Regions from separate parts of the Homo sapiens genome. Here region 2 is linked to region 1. Evidence: chromatin contacts called from ENCODE POLR2A ChIA-PET data. All regions are on one chromosome and are shown on one strand. The core of a region is the stretch at or near the end of the contact, and the rest is flanking DNA. Distances in the headings are between cores, read along the strand shown.

The links. ChIA-PET counts read pairs that join two places held with the same protein, here RNA polymerase II (POLR2A).
Region 2: POLR2A ChIA-PET joins it to region 1 with 13 read pairs in activated T-cell. The contact joins two enhancer-like sites. POLR2A ChIA-PET finds 5 or more read pairs at or near these places in 3 of 52 experiments (BJ, activated T-cell and activated naive CD4-positive, alpha-beta T cell).

What each region holds. Positions count from the first base shown.
Region 1 is chr20:44,683,121-44,687,415 of GRCh38, forward strand. No RefSeq gene overlaps it. Among named protein-coding and RNA genes, the nearest start is that of LINC01260, 14 kb to the left of the region's middle. RefSeq lists silencers at 467-526, 2,128-2,247. Within about 2 kb of position 2,296, at least 5 of the 41 ENCODE cell types and tissues checked have a DNase peak (open chromatin) inside an H3K27ac peak, as active enhancers do.
Region 2 is chr20:45,013,679-45,017,837 of GRCh38, forward strand. All of the region lies in intron 9 of STK4 (serine/threonine kinase 4), which reads left to right. Among named protein-coding and RNA genes, the nearest start is that of STK4, 49 kb to the left of the region's middle. Within about 2 kb of position 1,498, at least 2 of the 41 ENCODE cell types and tissues checked have a DNase peak (open chromatin) inside an H3K27ac peak, as active enhancers do.

The DNA.
Region 1 (4,295 bases), core at 1,046-3,545:
CCCAACACAATGACTAGCTTCATTTTTGCCAATTTCATCAGCTCATGCAGGGGTTGACCTGCTGTAGGGCACTCAAAATATTCAAACCAATTAATGCATTGCATTTGTGATCAGAAGAAAAAAGCTAATTACAATGTAACAGATTTACCTGATGCAAAGCAACGCAAGCATGGCCATCCCTCTGCATATATGGAAGCTTTTCCTTTTGGGGGAAACAGCAATATTTCCATTTTACGGAAAAAGAAATGGAGGCACAGAGAGGTCAAGGCACTTGCCCAAGGTCACACAGACAGAAATGCGAAGAGCAGCTCCAGAGGCCAGAACTCCTGCCCATCCTGTCCAGGACTGTGGGATGCATCCAGGGACGGACACTGGGGCTGTGGGCTGGATGACTTGGCTGCCTTTGCATTGATTGGAGCTGTTTAGGGAACCTACCCCAGCCACTAGCATCCAGTCCTAGAGACACAGAAAATTCACTGGCCAGCCTCACTTTTGAGCCCAGAAACCCCTTACCCTTCCTCCTGCCTCTTGAGAGGCCAGTGTTAGGTGTTAGCCGGGGTGCAAAGCTCTGGAAGGCAGGTTTCTGCTTTCTGCTGCCCTCCAGTGGGCAAAGAAAGCAAACCTCTGGATCCATCTGGAAGCAGGTAGCAGGTGTTGCCCAAGTCAGCTGCGGCTAATAGTAATAATAATGGCTGCCGCTCAATGAGCACTTACCACGTGCAGACGTTTTTACACCTAATCTAATGTAACCTAACCCCTTTAAGCAATTTAATTAACATTTAATTCCTCTCTCAAGGTAGGAATCACTTCCTATATACCCATTTACATACATAATCTGAGACTTAGAAAAATGACTTCCCAAAGTCACAAAGCTGGTCAGTGGCAGAGCCGAGAGTGCAAGTCCTTGGAGATCAGAGGAGGAAGAGACCATGATCCTGGACCAGGAGACAGCCCTGCATTCTTGGGCACAGAGGTGAATTTACTGTGAGGCTGGTGACGCATCAGGGCTCCTGACTTGCATGTCCTCTCCCAGGGCCATGGAGGAACTTTCCAACGCATTCGCATGGGCATATGTTTCACATTTGCAAAACTAACACATTTCAGTTGCAATTGGCTGAGACCACTATCTCTCTCCACTGCCTAGAATAATGTCTTCACATAGTAGGTAATAAATATGTGCTAATAAATCCATTTTGTGTTTAATAAATCATGTTGAATGAATGGGTAGAGAAATGAAGGAAGGAAGGAAGTGGCATTTAGTTCAATCTTGAAGGAAGGGCAGGATTTGAGAGAGCGTTCCTCATGTAGCCTAGTGGGCCCCTCCACACACAGACCATCCAAGGCCATGAGTGGCCTTGAATGCCAGGGTGAGGAATCTGGCCTTAGGTGGTAGGCACTGGGGAGCCATGGAAGGTTGCAGAGCAGAGGAAGGATATGAGTGTAATTGTCAATTAGGCAAGAGTTGAATGTCAAATAAGAGGACAGGGCCCTACAGCGGGGGGCCAGAGTGGCTCAGATAAAACTCCCCTCATCCAGCACCACACAGAGAGCTGGTGCTCAGCCAGTGTGATCACAGAAGCCTCTGCTGGGGTGTCTATAAGCTCCCTGGAAGAAGATATCCAAATGCTTTGCATGTGTGGCTTTGTGTATGTGTGTGTGTGGGGGGGGGAGGGGAGGTGCTGAGTGTGGATTTGCTCAGCACTCTAGTGTGCCCAGCCCAACGTGGGGGAAAGGTCAAGGCCCTGTCTGGCTTAGGCAGGGAGTTCTCAGCATTGCAGTATGACTGAGCCTCTGGCTGGAAAGTAAGGGAGCCAAGAGAAAACAGGTTTAGAAGTTGGCTAGGCAGAAGTGGACCTATGAAATTCCAGCTGCACCAGCTGCTTCTTTTGCTAAGCTCCCGTCATCCTTTCTCTCTCTCCACTGGGTCTTTCTGAATGTCAAGAATCCCAGCCACTGTTTAGTTAGCACTTGTTTTTTGCCACACTCTGTGAAGCACCTTCAAGCCCGATCACCGGATTATTCCTCCAACAACGCCGAGAGTGAGAAGAATGGCTATTATTTCGATTTTATAGGTGAGGAAGTAGAAAGCCCAGAGAGGTGAAGTTGCTTACCTGAGGTCACATAGGAGTCAATGGTATACGTGAGATCAAACCCAGACTCCAGAGGCAGCCCCCCTCAGTCGCCAGCCGTCCTGCCTCCTCTCCTGGTCTAAGCTGGGGAGGAAAAACCCATCTTGGCCAGCAGGGGGCGGTGTGCCCTCAAGGATAAGCCCTGCTTCCCAGAACTCAGACAGAATTTGCCAGCAAGACAACAGCACGATTCTGAAATATCTGGCTTTGAGCCCTCATTTAGTCCCAACTCTGGTGGGGCCTGGAGAACGGGGAGAGGGGTGAGAGAAGTATAAAATAGCCCTCAAATTGGTGAGCCAATGGTTCACAGAAAGGAAAGCGCAGCGGCATTTTAACATATAAAAAGATTCTCATTTTCACTCCTAGGAAGAGAAACGTGTTAAACCCACACCACCTGAGCAGGCACTGTTTTGCTATCAAACTGGCAAACTTATGCAGGTGGGGATATGGAGACACACTCCTTCTTACATTGTTGGTGGGATTAAAACTTGGTTTTGGCCAGGTGCGATAGCTCACACCTGTAATCCCAGCACTTTGGGAGGCCGAGGAGGGCGGATCACCTGAGGTCGGGAGTTCAAGACCAGCCTGGCCAATATGGCGAAACCCTGTCTCTACTAAAAATACAAACATTAGCTGGGTGTGGTGGCACACGCCAGTAGTCCCAGCTACTCGGGAGGCTGAGGCAGGAGAATCACTTGAACCCAGGAGGCGGAGCTTGCAGTGAGCTGAGATCTCGCCATTGCACTCCATCCTGGGCAACAGAGTGAGACTCCATCTCCAAACAAACCAAAAAAAAAAAAAAAAAAAAACCAGAAAAGAAAACTTGGTTTAACACCTATAGAAGCTAATCTGGTAACATCTATCAAAATTAAAAATGCACATATCTAACAGGTATGCATGATACATTCATCAAAAGACTTGAACTAGACCTGCATGATCTGATGTGGAGCCACCCACCACATGTGGCTGCTGAGTCCTTGAAATATGGCTGATCCAAGCCTGGCTGACATGGCAAAACCCTGTCTCTACTAAAAATACAAAAATCAGCCAGGCGTGGTGGCACGTACCTGTAGTTCCAGCTACTTGGGAGGCTGAGGCACAACAATTGCTTGAACCCAGGGGCGGAGGCTGCAGTGAGCCAAGATCGTGCTACTGCACTCCGGCCTGAGCAGCAGAGCGAGACAGTCTCAGAAAAAAGAAAGAAATATGGCTGGTCAAATTGAGATGTGCTGCAAGTGTGAAATATATATGGGATTTTGTATACTAACAAAAATGCAAAATGACTCCTTAATAACTTGCTAATATTGATGATGTGTCGCAATAATATTTTGGATAGATTGGATTAAGTAATTTTTATTTTTGTTTTTTATTTTTTTGAGACGGAGTCTCACTATGTCGCCCAGGCTGGAGTGCAGTGGCATGATCTTGGCTCACTGCAACCTCTGCCTCCCGGATTCAAGTGACTCTCCTGCCTCAGCCTCCTGAGCAGCTGGGACTACAGGCACCTGCTACCACCCGTAGTTAATTTTGTTTTGTATGTTTAGTAGAGATGGGGTTTCACCATGTTGGCCAGGCTGGTCTCAAACTCCTGACCTCAAGTGATCTGCCCACCTCAGCCTCCCAAAATGCTGGGATTACAAGCATGAGCCACTGTACCTGGCCTGGGTTAAGTAATTTTTAAAATTACTTTTACCTATTTCTTTTTCTTTTTTGAATGTGGCTGCTAGAAATATACATGGCTTGCATTGTGGATCATATTATATATTTTTACCTTTTTATTGTGGTAAGATATGCATAACATTTACCATTTGGACCATTTTTAAGGGTCCAGAAGTTCAGCTGTGTTAAGTACATTCCCATTGTTGCGCAACCATCACCATCATCTACCCCCAGAGCGTTTTCATCTTCCCAAACTGACACTCTGCCTCTATAAAACAACAACTCCGCTTGCTCCTCTCCTCCCAGCCCCTGGCAGCCACTATTCTACTTTCTGTCTCTGTGAACTGGACTATTCTAGGTTGCCTCATACGGGAGAAATCATATACAATTTGTCCTTGGTTGCTGGCTTATTTCACTCAGTATAGTGTCTTCAAGGTTCACGCATGTTGTAGCATATGTCAGACCTTCCTTCCTTTTTTAAGACTGAATAATGTTCCATTGTAAGGA
Region 2 (4,159 bases), core at 248-2,747, 330 kb after region 1:
GTGCTTTGTGTGTCTTAAAAATAATGTATTTTCTAATTGTTTGGTGCAGGAATCTGTAATTAGCAATCAGTTGCTAATTGTCTTTCATTTGTCTATCTTTACCAATTTTTGATACTTGATCTTTTAGCTTCTGGAGATTTGTTAAAATTGTTAAATTGTTAAAATTGTCACTGTGTGGTTGTGGGTTTTGTTAATTTTGGTATTACTCACATATGTCATCCAAAATAATATACTGGTGGCACTGAATACAATTGGTAGTACTGTGAAAATGATGGAATTTTTTGCATATTTTCTCTTTTATATTAAATTATATATTTTCTCTTTCTTTTATCTTAATATGCAGAAGAATAGTTTCACCATTATCCGTTTTCAAGCAACCATTTTTTTAAAGCAGAAGAATTTCTTCTGTTTTATTTGATCATTATGAAATAGGGTGTTAATATTTAGAGCTAAAATGAAAACGGTCCAGGATGTGGTGGCTCATGCCTGTAATCTCAGCACTTTGGGAGGCCGAGGTGGGTGGATCACTTGAGGTCAGGAGTTCGAGACCAGCCTGACCAGCATGGCGAAACCCCATCTCTACTAAAAATACAAAAAATCAGCTGGGTGTAGTGGGGCGTGCCTGTAATCCCAGCTACTAAGGAAGCTGGGGAAGGAGAATCTCTTGAAACCGGGAGGCGGAGATTGCAGTGGGCCAAGATCGTACCACTACACTCCAGCCTGGGTGACAGAGCAAGACTGTCTCAAAATAAAATAAAATAAAATAAAATGGAAAGGATTAATTTTATACTTGATGTAGAAAGAATCCAAGCTTTCACAACATTATTAAATATTTAAAAAGTATATATTTGAAAGCAAAAAAATATTTTTTTTTTAGTGGCAAAGATAACAAAAACATTTTGGAGCAACTGAAGTAGCTTGATTTGCACAGACTTGTAGTTTAGCAGTTAAATGCTTTTGCCCCTCATGAGGAAATGACAAGCCAAAGGATGGCCACTTGCAGTAACATGTACTCATCCACTAAAGATTTGACATGCGGCGGTTCTTCCTCTCAGGATTCATTGGCGATAATGTCATGGTTTTCTTGTCCTTACCACATTCCCAAGAGATGCATAGCCCTGGTCACCCCTCCTCATCTCCAGGCTTAATAGGTCAATGGGAGGCAGAACTTGGACTACTAATTGAAAGAATGTTTCCCCTGACCAAGCCTTCAAATTAGATTCAGTGAATTGAAGGGAGTGAGATGATGATTCCTCTTTAAAACTTGTACTTAGTGCATAAGATTCTAATTTTTCTCCCAGAGCAACAGCCACATTAATCTCTTTGAAACAGAATTTTAAAGCATAATGACATAATTAAGTTAGGGCAACTAAGAGACATGTTTTAGTTAAATTACTGAGATAGTATTTTGTGGTAAAAACATTATGTGTTTATAGTTCCTCAGAAAGTCCTAAGTTTCATGAAGGCACCTATTGTTGCTGTGAGTTTCCTCATGTTGAAATCAGGTGAAAGGCTAGGCTGTTGTCAAAATGATTTTACTTCAACACCGTCCATCAGATACTGATTTCAGAGCTGCATAAGATAGGAATTCTTGACTCAGAGCCTATTTTCTTTCCATCTGCAGTTTGAAAGGGGTTGTTAGAACATTGTCTCCCTTGTGTGTTATCTGTCTTATTCTCACTGACTCAGATTATGGCATTTGCAAGTACAGTAATTAGGACATAAAGTACTGCAAGTATTTTAACACTTCTTTTACCACGGTAGCCTTACTGTCCAATTTCTGATCCCTTCAGGATTTAAACATCTATCATCAGAGTATTGTGTTGGTGTATGCTTGCCACTCACAGTCAGCATCACATGAGAGTTTCAGACAGCATTAGTCCAGTTATGCACCCCAAAACTAAAGCTGAAAACATTTGATTTTGTTGGAACCCTATCTCTGAGTAAGGGCAAGAGAAGGACAAAGGAGTAGTGGAGTGAACATTGATTTTTAGCATCAGTCTTTGGCTTGAAACTTTGCTCAGGGTCTTACAGACTACGTCACCTTGGTCAGGTTCTTTCTTTTTTGATCCTCAGTTTCCTTGTCTGAAAAAATGGGGCACCAAAGTTCCTATTTTGTAGTTTTGTCAAGATGATATGAGATTGTATGTGTAAAATATTTAATGTGTAAATGCTCAAAAATGGTAGGTATTATAGTAAGTCTTTTAATGTATGAGAGTGTTTTTTTCATTGGACGTAAACATTTCTTCAACAGTGCTACTTTTCTTCTTCCTAATTCCTTTTCTCTTGATACTAACTTTTTACTAACTTTTAGTTTTTGCTCTTGGTATTGATGATGTTTTGTAGGTGCCACCCCAGGAATGCCTGAGTGCTGGCATGAACATGGTTGAGCTAAGGGAAGGTCACTTGTCAGTTTCAGTAACATTTTACCATTGTGCCGAGAAGAGAGAGGGAGGCTCTGTGTGGTTTGTGTCTGTGTGTGTCTGTGTTTTAAATTCCTTGGCAATAAGATGATACATGTTTTGAGAATCTATTAAATAGCCCAGAATACAAGGTGACGGATTTTTAAGAGGGCCAGACTTTAGATACACATGAGCCTTCTTTTGTAAAGTTTCAGCCTCTTATCTTAATACAGTGGAATTTATTACCGACTGGATTTTTTTTCCACCCCCGAAAGATAACCACTGTGGTTCACTGTGCATTTTATCAGTAGCTCCCTCGTGGGTGAGATTTACAATAGAAGAGCAGACATCTTGGTACTTAGGTTTTTCTCACAGTTTCAAAAATAATTCAAGGTTGTCCTGCCAGAGTGGAGACTAAATCCTAATTGTTTGTGCAGTTTTTCTTATTGTATCCAGATGTTGGGCCCCCTTTTATCTTTGGAAACCATTAGCATTCTTGATTCTTTTGGAATGAGCCAAAAAGCACAGAACTCCTGATGCCTGAAAATTCATTCAGAACACCCTGCCAGACCACATTTTAGGATATGAAAGTACCAGATCTCAGTATAACTTGAGTGAAGGGCTCAAGGCCTATATATTTTGAAAGATAGCTACTCCAGTATAGTTATATTGGTAAAAGGAGAGCCAAGAACAGCCATGAGGGAAATACATTTTTCAAGAGAGGGCAGTAGCATAATGGTAATGAAGAACATAGGAAAGTGAATCACAAACAATATACTTTGGTCCTTAAGCCTAAGAGGCAGATAAATCTTTCTTCATCAGTTAGTGGAATATATTATTTCTCTGTTGCTCTAAGCTTGCTGTTCTGACCTTCTTTTGTTCAGCAAGAAAATGGAGATACATTTTTAAATATCAATTTAAGTGGATCTATAAAGAAAAAGCAGATGATTCTTTTCAAATGTTTATGCTCTATAAATATCAATTTGGAATCAGTATTTGTTTATAATGAATATTTAATACCAACCAAGAAGCATTTATTAAATAGTCACTATGTGTCATTAACATGTAGAGTATGAAAACCAAATGAGGCATTCACTGCTTTCAGTAACTTATATATTAAAAGGGGAAGATGACATTTGTCATTATCATTATCTAATACTTATGGCATGTGTACTGTTCTAATTGTTCTAATTCCTTATGTGTATAGAGCATTACTCTAGGCGCTTCAAATAATAGTATTTGATAATGATGCGACGTAGGAGAAAGGACTTCTACATATGAAGGTAATAATATACTAAGACAAATGCTAGGTAAGTGGTACAGGAAAGCGTTAAAGGATTTGTGAAAAGGAAGGCAATGACTCAGATATGCAGGAAGGCTGGGGAAGGATGTTACAGGCAGGTGCAAAGTCAGAAAGGTAGAAATGTGTTTTCATTATTCAGGTTGGCCGAAGCAGATGTGGGTGTTGACTGGATTTTGGAAGACTTTGAATTTGAAAGTAAGGAGTTTGAACCTGATTCTCTTGTTAATAGGGTATCTGAAGACACTTTGACTAGGAAAGTGATAAAATGGAGTTTCAAAAGACTGTAAAAGGTGAGACCAATTAGGAAATTCTTGCAAGAACCAAGATGTGGACCATTCTCACCTGTGAACATTTTTTATCTTTTTAGATGTGCTGCCACTATTGCTCTAGTTAGTAATCCTTTGAATTTTGGATTTAGCTCTCTTTGAATTTATATATTTCAGTTCACCAGAAT